4 separate regions of the Mus musculus genome follow, and all the other regions are linked to region 1. A link is a loop called in an ENCODE intact Hi-C map of the cell type or tissue named here. Cell type or tissue: heart. All regions are shown on one strand. Region 1 overlaps Calcrl (calcitonin receptor-like). Region 2 has its middle 180 kb from the start of Calcrl. Region 3 has its middle 130 kb from the start of Calcrl. Region 4 has its middle 240 kb from the start of Calcrl.

Region 1 (2,500 bases):
GCTGCGTCACGCGCACACAGCCAAGGCATTTGATTAGAAACAAATGACTCAGACACAACTCTCCTCTCCATTTACTCTTGAATGTCTTACATTCCACTATCTTCAGGGGCCCACAACCACAACGTTTACTTTACGAAAGGCCGAGACAGTTTGTTCGGTTAAATATTCATACATGCCGGGCGGTGGTGGCGCACGCCTTTAATCCCAGCACTTGGGAGGCAGAGACTGGCGAATTTCTGAGTTCAAGGCCAGCCTGGTCTACAGTGTGAGTTTCAGGATAGCCGGGGCTACACAGAGAAACCCTGTCTTGAAAAACCAAAAAAAAAAAAAAAAAAAAAAAAAAAAACCAAAAAAAAAAAAAAAACAAAAACCATATATATATATTTATACATAATTCGACTTGACATTGCAAGTCTTGTAACTGTGACCAATCACAGAGTGAGCCAGGACATACCGTTCTGCTCCGGGGAGAGACCACCACTTGCTGTCCAGACAACAGTTCCCAGGGACTGTTTTCAGCTGGTGATTACGGAGGTTGCCCTCCACGATTCCTCTAGGTACTCATGATGCACGTGCTTGCTGCTCCTGTCTTACAACTGCAGAAGCCTGGAGAGATGCCACAGATCACACCGCCTTTGTCCCCTGCTAGCAAATGTCCCTGCAGCCTTCTACATGGAATCTGTACTCTCTGCCCTGTTTTTCACTTCTAGTGTCGGCCTGATAGCCCTCCCATCAAATACAACACTTATACTGTTATTTCTAATTGGGTTTTAAATGCCAAATTGCCATACTGTCTACATAATCATTTTGACTCCTGCCCCAAAATGCCTCATAGAATTTCCCAGGCATGGCCATCACCAAAATATGGGTTAGATAGTGTTTATCTTTTGCTTATTTTCATCTATTTCCCTTTGAGATTGCCATTGTTTTGTAGTTTAGAAAGGCTTTTGTCAAGGAAACTGTGTGGAAGGCAGACGGACGCGTAGCTGGTGATATAACTCTGCATTGTAGTTAGAGAGATATCTACGCGGCAGTCTTTCGAAACAGCCCAGACAGATTCAGCCTGTTCGTGCATGTGTTTTCTTGCTTTTCAGAAACAACAAAAGATATTTAAAAAGAGATAAAGTGAAAAAGAGACTTAGTACATATCTTCAGAAGTACCAAGTACCTTAAAACCAGTTCTGGAGAATTGCGTCCATTTCTTTATTGAAGACGTATTTTCCAGGCTGGTCTTCACTTCCTGGGTTTAAGAGCACATCCTCATTTGGCCTCAAGGTGCGGGGTCTAAAAATAGCACCTAATTTTTCTTCCTCTTTTAGGTTGTTTAAGTGTTTACAAACAAGTTGTATTTTCTGTTTTGATTTTTTTTTTCACTTGGAGCAAACCGTGCTTGGGTGAACAGACTTTTCCCTGGATGCCTGGGTTGAAAGGGGGTGGGGGTGGGGCGTTGGGAAGTGCTGCGTTTGTTTCTTCCGGATAGGTTTTGTTTTGGGTAGGACACACTATGGGAAGATTCCCAGAAAGAGCCAGGAGGCTGTGAAGTTAGGAAACATTTCAATGATGTTAAGGCCTATTAAACCTGTCAAGCGTGACAGGGCAGTTTTTTTTTTTTTTTTTTTTTTTTTTTTTTTTTTTCCTTTAACACATCCTGGTCCACTTAGAGCTGCGAGTCAGAAAAAGTGCTTGGCCCAACGTTTTAGCAGGAAAGAAAGCTATTTTAAAAGTCTTTTGGGAACATGTTTGTGCAACAGGAAAAAACATACAATTGGGTTGATAATAGCAGCTCGTAAAGGTTAGAGCCTCTGAAACCGGTTTGCCATCTTCACAGGGAACGTGTTGTTCCGCAGTGGCGGTTCTCACTTAAACACAGCTTAATTCAGCAAGGAGCCCCTTCCTGCCGACTTCTTTTACACTGGAAAGTCTATTTTTAAATCACAACCCAGACATAATCCCAGGAGTTGATCATTAAATTAAGTAGTGTTTGGGATGTGCAAAATTACAGCAGCTCCCAGGGTGTCAGAGAGCCTGTGCAGCGGATACCGAAAGCTTCACACCCAAGTGTCCGCTGGTGAGTTCCCTGAGCATCCCAAGTTCCTCACAGTGCCTTGTATCTTCAGTCACATTGCCTGGCTCGCTCCTGTATCCTTGCCCTTGTGTTTCTAGGTCTTTATCCCTAGAGAGCTGGGCTTTTTACCCTCTGCTCATATATATCTTCGCTGACTTTGAATTCATTACCAGTGTTCCTCAATCTTCCTAGTGCTGCGACCCTTTAATTCAGTTCTTTCTGTTGTGGTGCCCTCCAACCATAGCGCTCATTGGTCATCACTCAGATCCTTTAGCCTTTAAAAATTGAAGTATTATTATTATTATTATTCTGTAGTAAAAATTCTTTTTGTATTAAAGATCCCTTATCACACATGTGATTTGCAAATTTGTCCCTCTGTGTTGGGTTGCCTTTTTGTTTTCATTTCCTGTGTGTATGTGTGTGTGTGTCTGAATG
Region 2 (2,500 bases), 140 kb after region 1:
TTCCAGACCATCAGGGTTCGATTCCTAGCACCTAACATGACAGCTAACAACTGTCTGTAACTCCAGTTCAGGGGTATCCTGTGCCCTCTTTTGGCCTCTGCTGGCAATGCTTGCAGTGGTCCACTGGCAAAATGTATGTACCCATAAAACAAGTAATAAATACATATTTAAAATTTTAATTTAATCAATCCATTACAGTTAAATGTTCAGTTTCTTCAGGGACACTGCTCAAGTTTTAATGTCAGAATATAGTGTTTATAATTACCAAGCCAACTAAATTATTCAAATAAATATTCTGAGTTTCCTAAAGATATTTCTTAGGGATGGGAACCTGCAGGGATCTGAAAGGATCCCACCTCTACCTGTGGCAATGGTCAGAGAAGAAAAGAGAAGACATCTGATGAAGTATAGTGGTGAAGAGATGACATGGGAAAAACTAAAGGAACGAATTCCAAGCGAAGCAGGGACCAGTCCAAAGAGAGGGACACTAAGTCATCCTCGTGTCTGTCCCACTACATTCTACCAGTCTTCTCAGCTTCTGTTTAGTTGGGCCCACCATGCCCTGGACTTAGGAACTCTCCTAGTGCAGATGGGCGTGAGACCGGTGAGGCAGAAGGAAGGCAGATCATCCTGTCACAGAGCACAGGGAGCTTGAAAGTCGTGTCATCCAATTTTCTCACTCTGTAAATGAGACAAGTGCGGACAAGGGTGACACAGTCCCTGGCTCACAGAACCACATTATTTCACCTTCTCATAAACAAGCGTCAGAGCGGATCTACAGCCTGCGCTCTTAGAATCCTCCGCTCTTAGAGTCCTTCCTCTGAGTTCTTTAAAAGACCTTAGACTAAATCAACCAATGTTTTCAGATTCAGCTTTACTTCCCCTGTGACTTTTCATGAGCGTGCAGCCCCTGCACATTTAACATGGGTGTGAATAGTGCCATGTTCATATTGTTGGTAGAAAAAAGAATAAAACAGAACTCAAGAGGGAACTTCTGGTAAGAGAGACTCCAAAATGAAAGACCTCATTACGACACCATTTAACATTAAACTGATACACAGAATCGGATGTATCCTATGAGTAAGTTAAACTTTCTCACTCAAAGCAACGTTTGTTAGACAATTGAAGCACATTAGTAATGATTTTCTTTTGTCTCTTGAAAACTTGGAAAAGAAAAAAGGGAATTCTGTTAGCTGTGCAAAATGCAGAGAATGGTGCAAAGAATGTTCTCAAACTATTTCAAACAAATTATATCAAAGAGGAAACTGTAGAAATGAGAACCCCACAGGGAAATCTCCAGCTGGGGTATTTCCTACTATTGTCAGGATTCGCTGGCCCTCTTGAGGAATTCCAGACTAGTCACAATGTTACGTTGACCCGTGTTCATAAGAACACAGTTAAAAGTAATGGATTGTGGTTTAAGGGACCTTTGTAGTGTCATTTACAGTAACAACCATTTTTCCCTAAGAAGGTTTATTAGAAAATGTTGGGTTTTTTTTTTAAACTTTGTATGTTCATTAGATTAGGGAAATGCAACTGGTATATTTGTTTTCTTGATAGCACTGGGGAGAGGAAGGGAGGGAGGGAGAGAGGGAGGGGGGAGGGAGAGAGACAGAGGGAGAGGGAGAGAGAGAAATTTTGTTCAGAATAGCATGAATATGTGAGACTTTTGAAAGGATGAAATGCATAAATTGACTGACAGTATCCTATAGACAGATCCTCATTAACATGTATAGAATTAAGAATTAAGGCACCAGGCTTTTGGCTCCTATCCTTTCTTTATCTAATTCCCAATTCTTGCTTTGACCTTGGCCTTCCTATTTGACCTTATCCTCATTGTTTTTTTCTTTTTTTTTAAATCATATTTTCCATTAAAAATACATTTTAAAAGTCATTAGCTCTTGTCTCCTCAAAACTAGGAGCCAAAATCGCTAATTTCTTTTGCTTTAGTATAAAAACTCTTCCAGAGAATTTCATATCCTGTATAAATGCATTTTGCTGCTCTCCATATATCTTTCTGATTGACTTTCCCTATGACAGTATGAGTCCCACCTCACTCTACATGAGAATCCATGTTATTTTTATACTTTATATGACAACATGGGGGAACTTAGGTAGAATTTGTATAAATATCCTTATGGTTTAGCCTGGATGTATCATTTTATAGAAATCTTTTTCTATAACTGATTGAATGTTCCGTACTTATATTTAATTACTATGATTGACACATGGGCCTATCTTGAACTCACATTATTTTGGAAATGTCAGGCCAAAGGCAAACAAAACTATCTGTGAGGGGTTTAAAAAAGGTTTAGTTCAGATGAAATTAAAGTAAGCAGAATTTTACATTCAATGCAATATAAAAAACATTTACAATCATCATTTTAACAACTTTGAATTTCACTGAGAACTGGCTTGGGTATTAAAAACTAGACAAGGGTTTGAAAAGAGGAAAGAAAAATGACGAGAAAAGCAGATGACAAAGGTAAATGTGTGTCTT
Region 3 (2,500 bases), 93 kb after region 1:
TTGGGATGTTCTTACTGGCTCTGTTGGTATGAGATGGGAAGGTTTTATTTTGTTTGTTTGTTTGTTTTGTTTTGTTTTTAGATCCCCAGGACATGCATAGTTTTCCTAACACCAGATGGACTTTCCATTCCCTTTACTGTTAAATTCAGAGAAAAAAAAGTAAAAGAAAATTTAAATAAAAAAGCAAAGCAAGTAAATAAAACAACCACCTAAACGCAGGTGCTTCCAAGTATTTTGTCTGCCTTTCTTTTTACTTAAAAAAAAAATCTCCTCTAGACCTCAGAACATTCAGCCCTAAATGGGACTTATCCACTAACCCCTCCCCCAGGGCTCAGGGAACCCATGAAGAGGTGGTAGAAAGATTGTCCTTTGTGTATATGTGTGTGTGGATGAGTGGATCTCTGATTCTTGTGCCTTCTCCTGAGTTCTTTCTCTTTTGTTTGCTTGCTTTGCCCGATTCCAACATGCTAGTTTCTTTTTTTTTTATCTCACTGTACTTTATTTTATTTGAAATATTTTTTTTTGTCTAGGATTAGGTTCACCTAAAATACACAAATGTAATGATAATAGAAACAATATGAACTTTTAGGTTTACTGAAAACACTAACATTAAAATGAAATATGCATGAGAAAATGTGTTTAGTTATCACAGAAAAAGATTTGTCAATTTGGAAGACCATTATATCCAAGAACCAATATTTTTTTTAGTGTTCTTAACATCTATCCATGGCTTTTCTTCACTGCTAAGTGTATGGTTGTACAGTGGTAGTTTAGAGATGTTATGGGGCTTCTAAGTACACACACACACACACACACACACACACACACACACACACAGCACTTTTTAGACTTTCCTGAATACTACAACAACAAACTATTTTTGTTCAGACACTTTATACTGGAGAAAGCTATTTTTACAGTGAATCACATCCTGGTCTTCAAAAACAATGGGATAAACTGGGTACTCAATACAAGGGTGATATTTCCACTGTGAACAGGAAGTGTGTGTGTGTGTGTGTGTGTGTGTGTGTTTGTGTGTGTGTGTGTGTGTGTGTGTTTGCTCAGTATTTGCCTACAAAGCTCTCACCGATTGAGTTTACTAAATGTTTCTAATTTGTTTTGTCACATGAACGTTCTGCTTTCATTTTTTAAAGATTTTAATTATTTTCAAACATTTATGAATTAACTTTTATTTGCCTTTTCTGCCATTTAAAATCGATAAATATCATATTCATGTTTGTATTTTCATTTCAAAATTTAGTCTTATACCACCAAGTTAAGAATTAGTACACTTATTGCAGTACTCTTATTTTTCCTACTGATCAGCATAGAAAGTGCTCTTCAGAAGTTCGCTGTGCTTTTACCAAAGGAAACAACTTTGGGAATCCAATAGTCCTGGGCAGCTTGCAAGCAGATGGAGACTCCTGCTGCTTTTGAACTTGGGCCACAGAAGGGAGCACACAGAGTGATCCTGGTTTGTTTGTGTCTTCTCTGAGTGGGTTGCTGGAAGTCCAGATGCATATTCTAAAGGATTGCTTTAAAAAAAAAAAAAGAAGCCTGTCCAAATCAAAGCTCCCAAAGTGATACTGATTATAGTTTATGGCTTCCCTGTTTTAAATGTCGGTAGATCTTCTCTTCTATTTCATGCTAACAAAAACAATGACAAAGGTTATGAACATTGTTTATGGGAAGGATATTTTACTCTCCTCAGGACTAATGTATTGATGCATTTAGATGCATTTTGAAAACATGTTTTGAATTTTAAGATACAACTTTTAGAAAAGCATATAGGAATTGAGTTTAAGATATTTTCACCATAGATTTTTTTCAATATTTAACTACTAGAAGTAGAAACTGCAAATAACATATAGAATATGCGATATACATGCACATAGGGGACATGCACATACATGCATATACACATATACATATATACACACATATCCTTAATTTAGTAATTATATTTTAGGAATTTAAAAGTGAATTGTTATTAAACTTGAAAATACCTTTTGGAAATTAAAAAAATGTTTTGATTTGAAAACTTTAAGTACAGTTTATTTCTAACAATTTGGTTAAAATGAAAATATCAGAAGCAATTTTTGATGTATAGTACTATTTTTAAAAATAGTCTCAGAACTTTTAAAATAAAAGCCACAAATACCATAAGACAGAATTTACATTGGGATATGATGTACTCTTCTATTTTAACATGGGCTTTTGAAATACAGATCTGAAGCCAAACAATTGATTTTAAAAGTCTGTGTTAGGTAGTTAATTAGTTAACACAATATTTCCCAGGCCTTTCAACTATGATATGGCATATGGATTTTATTATATCAAGTCAAATGAACTGTGAATTACATACAGCCTATCTTCAGTAATGAAAAATTTTCTTTTTGTACCAATAAGTTGTTGACATGCTTTTTTAATGGTAGATTATGAAGCAATTAAATTTAAGTCAGGAAAATATAAACACATTACTAATAATTAGAAAACATAG
Region 4 (2,500 bases), 200 kb after region 1:
GAGAGAAAAAGGCCACGCTTTTTTAAAATCTTGTAACCTTGCTGACTAGAACAGCAATTTTAAATCTTGAATTCAATTCAAAATAATTCCCAGAACTTGTTTATAAAAAACTGATGTCCAAGCCAAATCTCTGTGGTATAGAACCCGAGTGAAAGTCAATAGTGAAGCTATGGTGTTGATCATATCTCCAGATTACATCATGTGTAGTTCAAGTTGAGATGCTCACACCGAGAATATCTTATAAGCTAGTGGAGAGGAGTAAGAAAGACCTTCAACCCTGGATTTAGGTTGCCCAGTATCCAGATCAGAAGATAATTCTATAAGGCAGAAGTGCCTAACCTTCAATCCTCTCATTTCTTAAATGTAATGATAAAATTATCTTCTTTGCATAATTATTTTGAAGCCTAAAGTGGGAGATTGTTTGTTTGTTTGCTGTTTGTTTTAATATAGCCCCAAGGCCATTACAAGTTCTTCAAAAACATGAGATCACAATTTTGAAATATAATTAATTTCAGAATTCTGAAAGCAGTTATTATTTTAAATGAATTAGAGAGACTAAAGATTTTAGAAAAAAATAAATATTCAATATTTACGTAAATTAGGTTTTGCATGCTTTTATTCACATAAATTTACTGAGATACTAAGTTTCAAAGGCACGGACTCTCAACCAGATAAGCAGACCTGCCAAGCCACTCCTTTAAACTGTGCAGTTGAATCTTCTGTGGATTCAACAGCAATCGATCGGTTCACTTTCAGTGTCGTCTTGTTAAAGTGACCTTAAGTTGTAGTGATTTGGGATTGGCAGAGAATGAGCTACGTTTTGTATATAGTAGAGTCATGCCAATCTTTCCAAAGTAGTTTTTCCCCCCATCAAAATCCCATCTGTTTTGCTGATGTGCCAATATCTGGGGTCTGTTTTTCATAATGTCATTTTGTTTGTGAGGATGTCTGTTCCTGAGGGCTCATGAGTTGGCTGACAATGAAAAAGTGGTCACAATGAAGCCAGGAAATATCCTGAAAAATAAAGCACAAGCCAGGAAAGACACTGCGCCCTGCTGGCCAGCTGTGCGGAGCTGTGGGGGAGCAAGGGCAGCAGCTGAGGACATTGCTCTGCACTGTGTCTGTGGTGGCTGAAGAGACCTCCAGTGAGTGATCATGGAAGAACAGAGCCTCAAGGCAGCTGCTGCCTGCTCCCTTCCCCCCAGAACTGCGTGAGCAAAGCGGCTCTGAGGAAAGCATCGGTTTTACAAAGAAAGAAAAGAAATATGGAAAATGCCTAATGACATTTTACTTTCTTATATATAACCCTTTTCAGAAACGTTAAGAAAGGAGAAAGGGTTGATTAAAAAGCAAACTGTGTAAATACTTTTGTAAAGTGTGTGTAAGTTTTGTTTTTGGTATTCAGCTAAAAGATGACAACCTGACTTGTATCTGATAGTTTTACATTACTAAACATTTTACCCCATTTATTCAACTTTGGGTCAATGATTATACCAAGGGGGAGATTTTTCTCCCTGATGTAGTCAAAGAGTTATAAAAGCTGTTGAAAATTTGTGAAGCAATGTATCTCTATTTTAGATATAATTTTCAGTGTTGCCTATCATAAATGCTTTGAAAATACGTTCATAACTTTAAAGGTTACCAATTCATGTGAATATTGCTCATGAAAAAATTTAAAAAGGATTTAGCCTTTATAATCCTCATTTGCCATGACGATCAACAAAATGTATGTTATATTATGTTCTATTTTGTAGCTTAAGGAAGCATGAACATTATCCAGTTACACTGGCATCCGGTCCAGATATCTTTGACTTAGAGACTTTTTAGCCCGATGGAGTTTTTAAACTAGGTAGTTTAAAAAACACAAAAGCTCTGGTTTATCAACGAATACTGTAGAAAGAACAGTGAGTCCAGCAAGTGCTATGAAGGTCGTGGCAATTCTATCTTCTGCACACTGTGGGCTGTAAGCTGGGTGGCCGCATAGCTAGGCAAGGAGGCTAACTCCTTAGAAGCGTGAAGAATGAGAATCCTCTGAGTCTCTTTTTTAATAAAGTAACTTAGCCATAACGAATGAAAGTGCTATAGAGATTTAAAAAGACGTTTTTGAGGGAAAAAAAAAAAACCTCATGAAATTCAACAGTAGAAAGACAACATTTCCTAGTTAGCTCTGTATCTGTGCAAAGGAAAACATTCACTCGGGAATGAACTGGAAGTTTCTAAAACTTTTTGTAAAATTCCATTTTTCAGTGACGGTGGCGCGGGGTGCTGTATCCCGGTGCCCTCCCTCTGGCTTTCATTCAGGTGATAGACAGGAAGAGGAGAGATCCAAAATCCCGCCTTTTCCCAGTCAGGCATAGCTTTTTCAGCTTGAGGTATAACAATTGTAGGAAGTGGTGAATGATGGAAACATTTTCCTAGAAGAGGAGGCTGAAGCCTAGGAGAACCACTCCTATCTGAGCTCTGACTACTTACCGAGGCATGAATCGGAGGAAGCTTGCCA

Evidence for each region. A loop is a pair of places that touch in the nucleus more often than their neighbours do. Peaks named below come from ENCODE experiments on the same cell type or tissue, not always from the same donor. Only the 100,000 strongest peaks of a DNase experiment are listed, where the experiment ranks them.
Region 2: it touches region 1 in a loop (2.2-fold over the local background); 2 of 42 quality-filtered maps call a loop at or near these places.
Region 3: a loop joins it to region 1, with 4 times the contacts of the local background. A loop is called at or near these places in 4 of 42 quality-filtered maps.
Region 4: it touches region 1 in a loop (5-fold over the local background); 4 of 42 quality-filtered maps call a loop at or near these places.

What each region holds. Positions count from the first base shown.
Region 1 is chr2:84,386,328-84,388,827 of GRCm38, reverse strand. The region is part of intron 2 of Calcrl (calcitonin receptor-like); the gene reads left to right. Among named protein-coding and RNA genes, the nearest start is that of Calcrl, 38 kb to the left of the region's middle. In heart, a CTCF peak has its summit at 1,277; DNase peaks (open chromatin) are centred at 567 and 1,907; H3K4me3 peaks cover 915 bases; H3K27ac peaks cover 1,048 bases.
Region 2 is chr2:84,248,894-84,251,393 of GRCm38, reverse strand. No RefSeq gene overlaps it. Among named protein-coding and RNA genes, the nearest start is that of Calcrl, 180 kb to the left of the region's middle. In heart, a CTCF peak has its summit at 1,325; no DNase peak of the experiment used is centred here; H3K27ac peaks cover 598 bases.
Region 3 is chr2:84,293,743-84,296,242 of GRCm38, reverse strand. No RefSeq gene overlaps it. Among named protein-coding and RNA genes, the nearest start is that of Calcrl, 130 kb to the left of the region's middle. In heart, no CTCF peak of the experiment used is centred here; DNase peaks (open chromatin) are centred at 1,022 and 1,442.
Region 4 is chr2:84,184,916-84,187,415 of GRCm38, reverse strand. No RefSeq gene overlaps it. Among named protein-coding and RNA genes, the nearest start is that of Calcrl, 240 kb to the left of the region's middle. In heart, a CTCF peak has its summit at 1,065 (motif pointing left); a DNase peak (open chromatin) is centred at 1,075; H3K27ac peaks cover 167 bases.